Linked DNA regions of Mus musculus: region 2 is linked to region 1. The links are chromatin contacts, found by Hi-C or POLR2A ChIA-PET in ENCODE. All regions are on one chromosome and are shown on one strand. The core of a region is the stretch at or near the end of the contact, and the rest is flanking DNA. Distances in the headings are between cores, read along the strand shown.

What was found. Hi-C counts contacts between places; a loop is a spot of excess contacts on that map. ChIA-PET counts read pairs that join two places held with the same protein, here RNA polymerase II (POLR2A).
Region 2: a loop to region 1 is called in a map of heart, with 4 times the contacts of the local background. The contact joins the promoter of BC003965 here to the promoter of Spsb3 in region 1. A Hi-C loop is called at or near these places in 1 of 37 maps with a recorded cell type or tissue (heart). POLR2A ChIA-PET finds 5 or more read pairs at or near these places in 1 of 5 experiments (embryonic stem cell).

The regions. Positions count from the first base shown.
Region 1 is chr17:24,882,708-24,889,394 of GRCm38, forward strand. It overlaps Spsb3 (splA/ryanodine receptor domain and SOCS box containing 3), which reads left to right and starts at 3,967. Exons shown (of 7, transcript NM_001163751.1): 1 at 3,967-4,053; 2 at 5,073-5,210. The coding sequence starts at 3,973. Nubp2 (nucleotide binding protein 2) reads right to left here and starts at 3,643. Exons shown (of 7, transcript NM_011956.3): 1 at 3,572-3,643; 2 at 3,012-3,130; 3 at 2,712-2,910; 4 at 1,694-1,848; 5 at 1,418-1,528; 6 at 1,099-1,168; 7 at 1-607. The coding sequence starts at 3,599. The coding sequence ends at 462.
Region 2 is chr17:25,180,600-25,187,286 of GRCm38, forward strand. It overlaps BC003965 (cDNA sequence BC003965), which reads left to right and starts at 3,962. Exons shown (of 2, transcript NM_183150.2): 1 at 3,962-4,041; 2 at 4,121-6,687. The coding sequence starts at 4,010. The coding sequence ends at 4,499. It also overlaps a transcript of Percc1 not described here.

The DNA of each region.
Region 1 (6,687 bases), core at 2,717-5,216:
GGATGCTGGGTCCTTCCTAAGACGGGGCGGTATGTTTAATAGCAGAGTTCTGTAAAGTTACCAGATGTGCCGGTAAACCACAGTGTCACAAAAGGCACACAACACAGCATGTGTGGGTCAGTCTCGATGAGAAAGCACTGGCCAGCTCCTGTGTGGTGTGGCTATGAGAGCAGCCTGTTGACCTGGGGCAGAAGTGACTAGGGCTGGACGAAAGCCTATAGGCTAAAGGTTAAGGCTGCTATTATCTCAAGGAATCAGGACGCAGGCTATCCCCTCAGCTATAGACTAGTTTGGTGAAGCTAGTGTCAGCCAAGGACATGGGGGCCTGCAGATCTCTGCATGGATGTAATCGCATAGTCCAGCCATTGCCCAGGCCAACAACTACAGGTCCCAAAACAGTCCTGAGGGCCTCTGCTCCCAAAGGTCCTACAGGCATGCAGCACCAGAAGGCTGCCAGGCGGTCAGGAGCACAGGGCAGACATCCTGTGCACAACTCTCTGGGCTATGGACGTGAGTGCGGAATATGCAGTGCTTTTGGGAAATTCCTGGATGAAGTCACGCCCTTCCTCCAAGCTCCTGGTAAGTTGGGAATCCAGGGGGACAGAGCCTGCAATGACAAAGGCCAGGAAAAGGCTGACAAAATGGCTCACTGGGTAAAGGTGCTTCGGCCAAGTGTGATAAGCCAGGTTTCATATCCAGGACCTACATGGCAGGAGATAGCAGACCTCACAATCTCATCTCCCCATGGACACTGTGCATGCGCACACCCACAACCCCTTCCTTAATGCACAAACAAGAGGAGGCCTAGCAAGAGCCTGAAGCAGGTAAGGAGTGTCAGCTGACCACTCATTTGTCAGAAACTCAAGCTTGGCTCTCCATGACCTCCCATAGGGAACAATGTGGTACAAGTGGTAGGAGCCTGGTATTCTTGACACACACACACACACACTCCCAGAAATGTAGCTGGGTGTTGGGCAGCCCAGAGAAACCTCAGATTGGGCTCTTATATAGAAGGGAGGCCCACCACACCAGTCAGACTCATGGAGAAGCCCCGTAGGTGGAAGTTGGGGCCCCAGATGGCCTGCTCCTGACACTCACCTAAAAAGGGAACTCCAGCCAGCCGGGCCAGCTCCTCCCCACTGCCGCTGGAGAAGACATTGGTGCACTCCTAGGAGACAAGGGCTGTGAGGGTCCAGCTCGCAGACCCACTCACCATGATGAGACCCGTAGCTAGGGTAAGACCCACAAGTGGTCCAGGAAGAACGCCCAGTAAGAATGTCTTCTCTATCCACAAAGTTACTTACCTGACACTGGGACCTGTGGACAAGAGACCTACTTTCTCAAAGTCCCTGACTACCTGACCTGTCTTGTCCTCCCTCAGACCTTGAAAGATGCCCACCCATCTTCTAAGACTCACAGCGCAGTGTGGGCAGGTGAAGCCGCTCATGTTCTCTATGACCCCTATCACCTGCAGCCCAGTCTTCTTACAGAAGGTCAGCTCCCGCCTCACATCCCCAATAGACACCGCCTGTGGATCAGAGGAGGGGCCAGTCAGCCACAGATGAGGCAAGAATCAAGCAGAGAACATGGCCCACTACAGTCCATTCCAAGCTCAACCAGGGTGGATAGACAGATACACAGACAGACACAGACACCCATGCCCAGGTAGGGTTGGAAGAGTTGCCAGTAGTACCTGTGGTGTGGTGACTACAAGAGCCCCAAGGGGCCTGTAGGGGCGCAGGGCTTCCATAGTGGCCATGTGCTCATCAGAGGTCCCTGGAGGTGTGTCCACAACCAGATAATCCAGCTGCCCCCAGGCCACGTCAGACACAAACTGCTTTATCAGTGCTGCAAAGACCCCAAAGCCCAGCAGTAATCCCTGAGAAAGGGTTAGGAAAGGAAAGGCCCATCTTGTCCAGCCCAGGATCTCCATCAGTTGCTTCTGGGCAGCTCCCAGGGAACCCTGGGGACATGTGCCACACACGGCAGCCAGGGCCCGCTGATCTTCGAGATAACATGGCAGAGCTTCTGGGGTCCCACAAGCTCGCCTTGCTTTCCAGCAGCCTTACCACCTGCTAGCACTCAACTGTCTGCACACTCCACGTGGCGGGGTGTAGCCAACTCCCATTGAGGCCCCAGGTGAGGATGCAACCTAGACTCTAAGGGCATCTGTGCCCTCAAGCCCAGAGAAAATGCCCTGGCTCGAGCACCTTGACAGCACATCCAGGACAGCTAGCCATTAAATCTAAGTGTGTTATTCTTCCCAGGCAGTCTCTCATGGCAGCTAGGATGGTTCAATGTTACCCGCTTAAAGCTCAGCACTGGGATCCACTGCACACTGTGCGGCCTTAGACCCTTGGCTTGAGTGAGGGCCCGTAGGGAGGGTTCTCAGAAGGGAGATCCCTTCCTATCTAAGGAGTGCCTGATGGCTTCACAACAAATGCAGAGCACAGCTTCTCCCTTGATCTTGGTCTCATGTCATATTCTCCATCCAGAGGCTGGGAGAAACCCAGAGGTATATATACCCTGAAGGGTGGACATCTATGCGCAGTAGAAGCGTTCCAATGGGAAAGAGACTCCAATACAGGCCAGGGCCAGCTTCTGGCTTTATCCAATGGCAGTAGGCACGAGATGGGGGAAAGCGGCCTCAGTAAAGAGGCACTGAGGAGTTGGAGGAAGGGAGGAAGCACTGCTTCTCACTAAGTTCTTACCATGTTTCTTGGGACCTCTCCACACCACGGCCTCATCAGGGTTTTCCAGCAGGAACCCCACAGACATAAGGGAGATGCTCTGCTCCTGATCCACAAAGACAGGCACCCAGCCATTGTCACACTGGTGCACGGCCTTGCCTTGTGCACGGAGCATGTGTGGTATGCTGGGACCGCACAGGTCCACATCTAGGATTCCCACCTGCAAGGAGGAGGATGCTGAGGGGTGGAAAGAAGTCTGCCAAGCCTGTTGGGAGCTAGGGACAACAATGAAACAGGTGTCAACCCTGGTCCAGGCCTCACCTTCTTGCCCTGGTGGCGCAGAGCCAGGGCCAACTCCGTGGAGATGGTGCTTTTCCCAACGCCACCCTTTCCAGAAAGAACAAGGATGATGTGTCGCACCCCGGCCAGGTTCCCGGGTTCTGGTGAGAAACAGGAGTTGGGGTGTCTGAGAGAGCGACAAAGACAAAGGCACGCGGGTAGGTCTTCTAGAAGCCCCAGACCTGTCTCAGCCTCACTTCTGTCTGAAGTGGAGCAACTGAAGGCACGTGCACACGTGAACGCTCACTTCAAACTGCCAGCTAATTTTAACAGACACAGAGGAAACTAACAGAGTAGATGATCACAGCTAAGCGACACCCGCGCACAAACGCAGACTCCACACTAGAGACTTCCAGTTCTAGGGAAGCAGGGCCCCCAATTCTCGGAAAGGCGTGAGGCTGAGGTCTTAGAGCAGATATAACCGCCGATGTGTGCATCGCGACACTCGGCTAGCTCAGTAAACAAGGGGACATGGGATGCTTTGGCGTGGGCCTGCACGCGGTTCGCCTTCAGACTTTCCCAACCCCTCGCGTTTGACCGACCTGCACGCTCACCGGCAGCAGCCTCCATTCCGCTACTAGTTGCTTTTCGCGGCTCTCTTCCGCTTCCTCTCCAAACTTTCGCAGCCTTTGAACCAATGGTGACAAGAGCCCGCCCCTTACTCATTTTGAGAGGTTAGTCATTCACCGTCCAGCCAATCAGATCACCCAAGGAGGTCCCGATCCTGGCAACTGATGATGACGCCACGGGCACGGACACACTTCCTTATATTTGTCCAATGGTCATGCGAAAGTTTTTTTTTTTTTTGACCGCTCTAGCGAGGGCCAATAGAAACTTTGGTTCAGGATTGACAGTTTGTGCAAGCCTCTTGACAGCAGTCCTGTCTCGCGAGACCCGCCCCCGCGCGAAGCTGCCATAGAGCCCGCCTTCGGCTGCCGGGCCAATGCAGGGCGGGGGCGGGGATTGTTTGCGTCGCGGCCGGAACGGAAAGTGGGTCAGCGCCGGGGGAGCTTTTTGGCCGCAGGTGAGCCGCGCCGGCCCAGCCCGGTCAGGCCCGGCGGCCGGCGGGTTGACCTTGCAGGCGGTCAAGCCGGCCACCCGTTGTTCCCTGGCGGTGGCGCTCGGGAGTCTGGGCGGGGGCCTCGGAGTCAGGCGTCAGGGACGGCATCGCTGTGGCGAGATCCGCGAGCCTTTGGCGAGGGAAGCAACCTTCAGCCCCGCGGAGGCCGAGCGTGGCTACGTCCAGGGACATCTCTGGTTCATTCATTGGGTTCCTACTGTGTGTTCTTATACGGCGCTCAGCCAACCCAACTGCTGTGGAGTGCTGTGCGCGGCCCCGCCCGGCTTCTTTGTGGATGGCCGGGGCGAGGTAGGGTAGTACAGTGGGTCTACAGGGGGACAGGAGGCAGCTAGGACAGAGTCGACTATTAGACAAAGACAGTCCACTCGGGAGAGGAGATCCGGACCTCTCAAAGCCTTTCATTTTGTCCCAAGAACGATGTCAAGCCAGTGAGTTTAAGGTTGTATCAAAGACTGAGTTTGTAGTGTGCAGAGCCGGATGGGTGAGAGGGAGTTGTGTGGTGCAGGAAGCGGTGGGGGTCTCCAATGGCAAGGAGGGGTGTCAGGAGTGGATGACAGCGGTGTTTCTGGCATGAGGAACTGGATGCTGTGGATGCCATTTGCCAAAGTGGACCGCGGAGGAGGAGCAAGTTAAGTGTCAAATGCCTGAGGGGCAACAGCTCCTGAACAGAATGCAGAGATGGGCTGGGACACATCCAAAGTCATGGGTGTCTGGGTTGTGTTTCACACCATCGCCCTGGGCTTGATTGAGGTGCTCAGATACTCGAGCCAGGTACGAGCTTGTGGGAGTTTCTGGAGCTCAGAGCTCAGTGTTGAGGGCTTGGAGTCCCCAGCCTTTGGTGGATCCATGGCTTAGGCTGCCAGGTAGAAGTGGCAGGGGGCAGAGTTGTGGGGTGTAGATTTGGGCCTTGTTTGGACATTGATACATTACATGTCTTTAAAGTTACAGTTATTTTTTTCCAGGTTCTCTCCACTATGGCCCGGCGTACACGGAGTAGCAGGGCATGGCATTTCGTCCTGAGCGCAGCCCGCCGAGATACAGATGCCCGGGCTGTGGCTCTGGCAGGCAGCTCTAACTGGGGCTATGACTCTGATGGGCAGGTAGGTCGAAGTGGCAAGGTGGGGATAACCAGTGTCTATGTTGGGTGAAAAAGACACTGAGCCAGGCAGCTGAGCTGTGTCCTGGTATGTGGTGCTTTTTGGTCTGGTAAAGCCTGAGGTATGTCAGGCCTCAAGACAAGAGACAGGGATCGAAAGTTCTGGATAGTGCTGGTTACTGTACAATGCTTGTTCACCAGGCCTGCCAATTTTATTATTGTGTGCCACAGTGAATGGGTCAGGAGCCTTGTATGTGTGTTCTATCTTACACCTTTATTTGGTATCTGGGGAGCAAGCTTAGGTTGTCCGTGACGTGCAGTAGCACACATACATATGCTGAGCCATTTGGATCACCCTGGATGTTTTTGTCACACAAATGCTGTATTTCATGTGTGTTGTATATGATAGGATCTGTGATCTTTTTTGGGTTTTTGAGACAGGGTTTCTCTGTATATACCTGGCTGGCTTTGAACTCAAGAGAACTGCCCAAGTGCTGGGATCAAAGGCATGTGTCACTATCCCTGCTGGTTTTATTTTCAGAAATGGTCTCACACTGTAACACAGGCAGGCCTTGGACGTGAGACAGTTTATTGTGTGTGGGCACACGTGTAGAGGTCAGGAGTCGCTGGAGTCAGTTCTCTACCATGTGATACCCTTAGGGTCATCAGTGCATGATTTTTCTTTATAATATTTATAGTTCTTGAAGTTCAAATGTCCTAAGACTTCCTTTGTTGGAGTCTCTGAGCACAAGGTAGATACCCAGCCCAGTGTGCCTGACTTGGCTCCTGGGAGTAGGTGGCTACTGACTTGCTGGTACCAGACTGGTGTTCTGGCTCTGCCCTGTACTGCCTCTACTCTGATGTTACAGCTCTCTGAAGCCGGGTTAGGGTTACAGTTAGGCTCCCTTCTAGAAGCCCATTGGATCACCAGATTATAAGGAAAACTTGATTTACTTACTAGGTCAGCAGTGCCCCAGGCCCTTCTTGGGGGCTTTTGAGCTTGAGTCAGCCCAAATTTTCAGCTACACCTCCAGTTCCTAATGATGCACCTGAAACAGCCTCAGTCATCACAGTGACACACGCATGCCTGTTGTCTGTCATGTGGCAGGTAGCTGTGGGTGTTCCTGGGCCTGGGTTGGGTTGAGCATCCTCCTCCCTTCCTCCTGTCCTAGGCAGATTGGCTTCTTACTCAGTGGATCTGCCTTGCCTCTAGAAGATCCCATCTTTGCCAGTGGGGTACAAGGTCTGCTCTGAGGTATGAGCCTTCCCTCCAGGCAAAGGAGCTGGTCTGTTTGGCTTCGGAGTGGCCTTAGTTAACGTTGACTAACCAAACTGGGGCTGGCTCCTTGTGGGTTATACGCCCCTATTTCAGCACACAGTACCCAGAATTGGATGTTGGTTTTCAGTCCCGACTCGGCTGCCTATTGCTGGACATTTCTTCACTTCTCATGATATTATACATCCACCATGATGGTTCTCCA
Region 2 (6,687 bases), core at 2,712-5,211, 300 kb after region 1:
AATAATGAGGGCTTAGGTGTTGGTTATGTACCTGAGGGGTGCAGCAGTGGCTCCACATGCATCACATCCTAGACCTTCTACTGAAGAGTTGCTCCTTCTGCAGATTCCTGGCCAGGCTCCTGTGGCATAGCCTACTGGGAAGAGTGGGTCTTAACAGTTTGTTAAGGAGCAGATAGCTGAGGAATGGAGTCCAAGGCTTTGCCCTGGATCAGGTGCTGTCAGAAGCAGGATGTGGAGAAATGGTGTCTGTACCAGTTGCTGGGTCCTGTGACTGAGTACCATAAACTTGGTAACTTAAACAACAGCCATGTGTGGCAGGAAAGATGGCTCAGCATTTAAGTGTGCTTGCTGTTCTTAGAAGGACCTGGGTTCTGTTCCCAGTGCCCACATGGTATCTTACAACTGAACCTAATTCCAGTTTTAAAGGATCCAGTGAACTCTTCTGGCTCTGTATACACCAGTCTGTATACACATACACAGAGCACATATATACATACATACATACATACTACAACATACATACACACATTGCAAAACATATACACATAAACTAGACTTAAAATTCATTTCTTTTCTTTTGCTTTTTTTTTTTTTTTTTTTTTTTTTTGAGACAGGGTTTCTCTATAGCCCTGGCTGTCCTGGAACTCACTCTGTAGACTAGGCTGGCCTCGAACTCAGAAATCCACCTGTCTCTGCCTCCCAAGTGCTGGGATTAAAGGCGTGTGCCACCACGCCCGGCTTGCTTTGTTTTTCAAGACAAGGTTTTTCTATCTAGTCCTGGCTGTCCTGGAACTCAATCTGTAGACCAGACTGGCTTTGAACTCACCGAAATCTGCTTTCCTCTGCCTCCCAATTACTGGAACTAAAGGCATGCACCACCACTGCTGGCTCATTTGGTTTTTTGAGACAGAGTTTCTCTGTGTAGCCCTGGCTGTGTTGAAACTCACTCCATAGATCAGGTTTCCCTCTGCCTCCCAACTAGTGGGACTGAAGGCATGTGCTATTACTGCCCAGCTTAATATTTGTAAAAAGTTTAAAAAGAGTATTCCTAATAGTCTGGAAGCCTGAAATTTCAAATGCTCCTTGCTACAGTTTGGGGAGATTATTCCCGGTCTCTCTCCCTCCTTCTGGGAGCGGGGGGGGGGGGGGGAAGCGGGGGGGGGGGAATCCTTGGCTGCCGCTTCCTAACATCCTGGGACTTTCCTACTGCCCTTTGCCTTGCCTTCTCATCTGAAACCACATTCTGAAAATCCTGACAATGAATTAACAGCCTATTTTCACCAGTATGACATCTTTGTAAACCATTTCATTTGCAACTAAGCAAGGTTCCAATCTTGTTTTCAGGCATGGGAACACTGTTCACTCCAGTACAGCAATGCCAGCCCCAGGAAGATATGTGATTGGGGTGTGTGCGCGCATGTGTGTGTGCATGTGTGTGCATATGTGTGTGTGCATGTGTGTGTGTGTGCTCCCGAGCGTGTATGTGCGTGTGTGCGTGTGTGTGCATGTGTGTAGGTCCCATGTGTGCAGGTGCAAGGAGTCTAGAGGTTATGTTCCTTAGGAGCCACTTAGCTTGTTTCTGAGCGAGGGTCTCTTACTGGGACCTGGGACTTGGCAGTTAAGCCATACTGGGTAATGAGAGAGCTCCACAGATCCCTCTTTTCTGCATCCCCAGAGCTGGAATTACAAACATACATAGAGCTTCTTATGTGTCTGGTAAGGCTCCAGCTCAGGGCCTCATGCTTGCATGGTGAGCACTTCACAGATTGAACCACCTGTCTTGCCAGCCCTAAAATGTCTCTTTCTGCCTCTGATCTGAGACAGTCACTGAGACTGAGATGGGCTCATTGGTCATTGTCAGAGGCTAGCCCACCCAAGGATGAAACTCTTAACTCTTGCTGTACCTCCTTGTCTGGTCCCATGGGCTATCCTGTGCAGCTTGAGCCTGGCTCTCCTACAGTATCCAATCCAGGAAGCCTGATTCCCGTTACACCTTAGGGCCCTTAAGCTCCATTTCCTTCTGAAAGCTCACCCTGGTTTGCATGTTCCCTATAGTTAAGGGCCTAGGTGCTGTGAGGTCCTTGCTAGGAAACTGGTGTAGCAGTGTGGGGTTCTGTGATGGAACAGGTGGGGTGGGGCCCAGGGAGGAGGACCTTGGTAGACAGGTGCCTCTGTTGACACAGCAGCTCTTAGTCAGGGTCCTGGGTTGGGCCTCTTAGTGTATGGGGCGGGGGGAACCTCACAGGTGTTGCTGGGCTCCCGACATCTCTATCATTGCTCCTGCTCTAACTCAGTGAGAGTGCCTTGAGGAAGAACAGAGTGGAGTGTGAGGCTTTTCCCGTTAGTAAGTGGCTCCCGGTCACAGGAGGCTCCTGATTTTGTTCCATCCTGGGCTAGATTACAGCTCAGAGTAAGGGCATTTCCCAGGACCCTTTCTTTCCCACAAAGCAGTAAACATCCAAAAGCTATGGTCACCTTCAGGATGACAGAGTGTGCTTCCCCAGGTGGGAGACCTTGAGCAAAGAGCGGGCAAAACCACCTGCAGGGAACAAGGCAAGTGAGTTTGCAGGCTGCTCCCAAATCCTGCAGTTGCAACAGGTGTAAATTTCCCCCCCAAGCTTCTGGATCCAATTGATATCAGACCCCTATTTCCCTGCATGGGGAGAAGTTCAAGTCCAGTCCCCCAGCAGAGGAGTTTCAAGTGAAGACAGGACAGTTGGGCTGGGTTTTTGTAGCTGAACTTCATGTCTTCAGGAGCCAGGTTGCTGCACTGTGAGTTGTGTGTCTCCCCTCTATGCTGCCTAGTGAGGGCACCCTCTACCTTCTTGGAGTGCTGTGTAAGACTGGCCCTCACTCTAGCAGGAATATCTACATCACTAACAGCCAAAGGCTGAAGGGTCCTTTTCCTGCCTAACTTCTCCCTTGTCATGCATGCTGTGGTGCCCTCAGACACCCTCCTGAGCAAAATAAATCATGGGGACTCTGCTTGCCCAGAAAGGAACTCACAGCCCCATGAGATAGAGGAAGAGGTGTTTTTTTGTTTTTATTCATGTCACTGGTTTACAGATCAAGAATAAAATCGGAGTGATAATCATTATTGAGCCCTGCGGTAAGACCAGGTGTAATATAACTCACTCTAGCTTCTACACAGCACAGGTACTAAGAAGACAGACACCTTTAGGGCTGATCCTCTTTTTTTTTTTTTTTTTTTTGTATTTTAAATTGGGTTGATGTTAAGCTGTGTAGTACTTGGGACCAGTGATTCTCTTCTATCTGCCTCCACAGTATTGGGATTACAAGGTTGCCTGGCTGATTCTGACGATGCAGAGCTTCAATCAGCTTCCAGATCAAAAGGCCAGGTGCACGTTAGCTATGGGAGTGTAATTTCAGAATCGCCTCCCTGTAGGCTGTCCGAGATCTGGTCAGCCTATGGTCTACACAGAGCCATTTCCATTCTTCCTGAAGGCAAATGGATTCTGGGGACCTGGGATAGTCTAGGTGGAGGTGATGTTTCTACAAGCCTTTTCAAAGGGACGGCCAGGCCGGGAGGCGTTTAAGGCGCGAGGGTTTCCCGCCTCCGTGCCTGAGAGCTCGGATGGAGCGCTAAGACTGGAAGATGCGCTCATGGAGAACAGGGACCAAGTCCCTCCCGGACGATGGTCCTGGAAAGAAGCCAGCAGATGCCACGGGTTCTCAAGTCCTTGGGCATCACACTAAACAGCCTCGGGCCAAGCTCTTCGGAGAACCGAGTCTGCTTCACTTTCAATCCGCCGCGCCGGATCAGGTCTCAATGGAAGGACCCAGAACGACACAAACCCGTAAGTCGTCCAGATAGTGATCAGGGCGAGGCCGGAGACGGAAGAGCTAGCGAGAGGAAATGCATCATTTCCGTTGCGCCGCTGGACCCACGTTTTGTAGTCGTGAAATTGGATGTGAAGTTCGGCTTCCGGTTTTGTGCGACGGAAGTGACGAAAGCGCGGTGCGCCTCAGCGTGCGAGTCGAGGTCGCTATGAACAGTGTCCTGTGCTCACGGGCTGCGGGGTGAGAGCCGTGAGGTGCCGGTGCGTGAGGGTGGGAGGTGGCCGTGGCTCCGGGACGCTTACTGCTGTCTCTCTTCCAGAGCGGTCCGGGCTCTGCGGCTCGTGGGCTGGGCTTCGCGAAGTTTGCATCCGCCGCCCCGTGGCCGGTCTCCAGCTCAGCCTGCAGACAGGGAAGAGGAGGACGACGACCCCAACCTCCCGATCCAATTTTCCGGCAGCAAAGCCACCCCGATCCGCTGGACCGTGGAGCATTCCCTGGGGAAGCCGCAGCAGCGGCCCTGGTGGAAAGTGCTGCCGCTCACCCTCACACTCGTGGCTCTGGTTGTATGGTGCTACCAGAGGGAGGAGAGCGGCATGGACCTGTGGTTGAGGCAGGTGTTGGAAGAGGAGGACGAGGAGGAGCCGGAAGGTCCTCCGGAGGAGCTTGAAGCTCCGGCCCTCTACGGGGCTAGAACGTAACAGGGTGCGTGCTGAGGAAGGGACTAGGCAGCCGTCCTTTCGTTGTTGAATTTGACGATTTCTGAACTGGTTCTGCGCATGTCCTCGTTGCTTAAAGGACTTGGATGGCGCTCTTGGCGCTGAGACACAAGAACACAGCACAAAGTTGGAGGCTTGAAATCTGATCTTTGCCGAACACCAATGCCCAGTGATTACGTCCATAGAACTTTTGAGGTTCCTAGAAAAGGTTTTGGGTGCACCTTATGCTCTTGAGTTATGATGTGTTCATACAGCCTAATCATGTTTCCAGCGTTCATCTGGTGGAGGTGTTACCTGCAGTTCATTCGCTTTCCGAGACAGACTAACTGCTGAAGTGTAATTACCTATATGTGTGCAACATCAGTTGAAGCTATTTTAAAAACTAACAAATGGAAAATACATTTGGTAAAGTCTAATGAACTCAATTTTCTCACCTCCCCTTTCATCATCAAGTAGGCTTTGGTTTTTTTGTTTTGAAACACAGTCCCCCTATTTAGCTCTGGCAGGCCTAGAACTGGCTATGTAAACCAGCCTTGCTGTAGACTTAGATATCAGCCTGCTTCCTGCTTCTGCTGCCATCTTTTTTTTTTTTTTTTTCTCTTCTGCTCTTCATTCCCACATGAGAACTTAAAAACTTGACAGAAGTGGTAGGGTATGCTTGTCATCTCAACACTTATGAAACTGAGGCAGGAGGATCCTAAGTTTGGGGTCTGCTTGGGCTACGTAGGGAGGGCCTGTCTCAAACAAAACAAAACATCAATAATATAGTGGGTTGGTTTTTTTTGTTTGTTTGTTTCTGTCTTTTTCACAGTGTTGTGATTGAACTCAGGAGTCTATTGTGCTATCCTACCAATGAGGTCTGTTTCCAGCTCACATAGAATTGCTTTTGCAAAAAAAAAAAAATGTTACATTTCATGCAGTGGGTTCTCAGTGCTGCCAGGCTGATAACTTATCTGAAGTGATGTGGGCATTTGAACTCGTGAGCAGAATAAGTGGGGACACTCACTACACCTCTGCTTTCTCGTTTTTTTTCTTTCCTTCCCCCTTTCTAATTTTTCAAGACAAGGTTTCTTTATGTAGCCCTGGCCATCCTGGAATTCTGGCTGTATCCCTGGCTGGCCTTGAACTCAGAGGCAGAGGCTGCGTCCGCCTCCTGAGTGGTGGGATCAAAGGCGAGCACCACCAGATCTGAGTTTCACATCTATTTTACGGATAGGAGAATAGGTGTGTTAGCTAAAGGGTTACTTAAATGTTTATTTTATTTATTTATTTATTTTTTGTGCTATGCTTTTCCAATTTCCCAAATAGACTGTAGCTTGTGTTTTTCCTATTGTTTTCAGCCCAATGAATTCTCTGGGTGAGTGCCCAGCAAATATCAGGTAGGGAGAGGGCCTGTAACTAACTATAAGCCAGCTGCATGTACAAGACAGTAGATAAACTGTTGGGCAGAAAGAAATGATTGAATAAAACATGTTCTTTTGAGGGAGGAGGAGTTAACGTAACTGACGCTTACAAAATTAGATTTACTTTATGTGTATGTATGTGCATCACATACATGTCTGTTGCCTATACAGGTAAGAAGAGGATGTCAGATTCCCTGGAACTGGAAATACAAATGGCTATGAGCAACCATGTAGGTTCTGGGAACTGAACTTGGGTCCTCTGGAAGAGGAGCCATTCACTGTGAGCAATTTCTCCAGCCCCAACAGCCACTTTGTGTAAGCTCTTGAAAATGGAAAGGCTCAGTAGTGTTGGAAGTGAGCTGTTACACAGATAAAAACCTGTTAGTTCTGTTCTGAGCCATAGCCCTCGAGTACCAGCTTCAATAAAAGGACACGTCTGGCCCTTATGTGGGTGTCACAGGTGATGTCTGCAGAGGAATAAAACACATCTTTTGATGAGAGACCTTTGCCCATGTCCACAGTCAAGGTCGCTGAGTTCCACCATCACTGCTATTTGCTCTCTGTCACACCTTACAGAGCCAGCTTCTCTCTCTCTCTCTCTCTCTCTCTCCCTCTCTCTCTCTTTCTCTCCCTCTCTCTCTCTCAGATTCCTTAGGTTGTCTTGTGTGTTTCTCCAGGCTGGACTTGGGGGTTGACCTAGTTTTCATTCCCTATCCCTCAGCAGTCTGAGACACATTTATTCCTCTGTAGGTTCCCCTGTCTGCCCT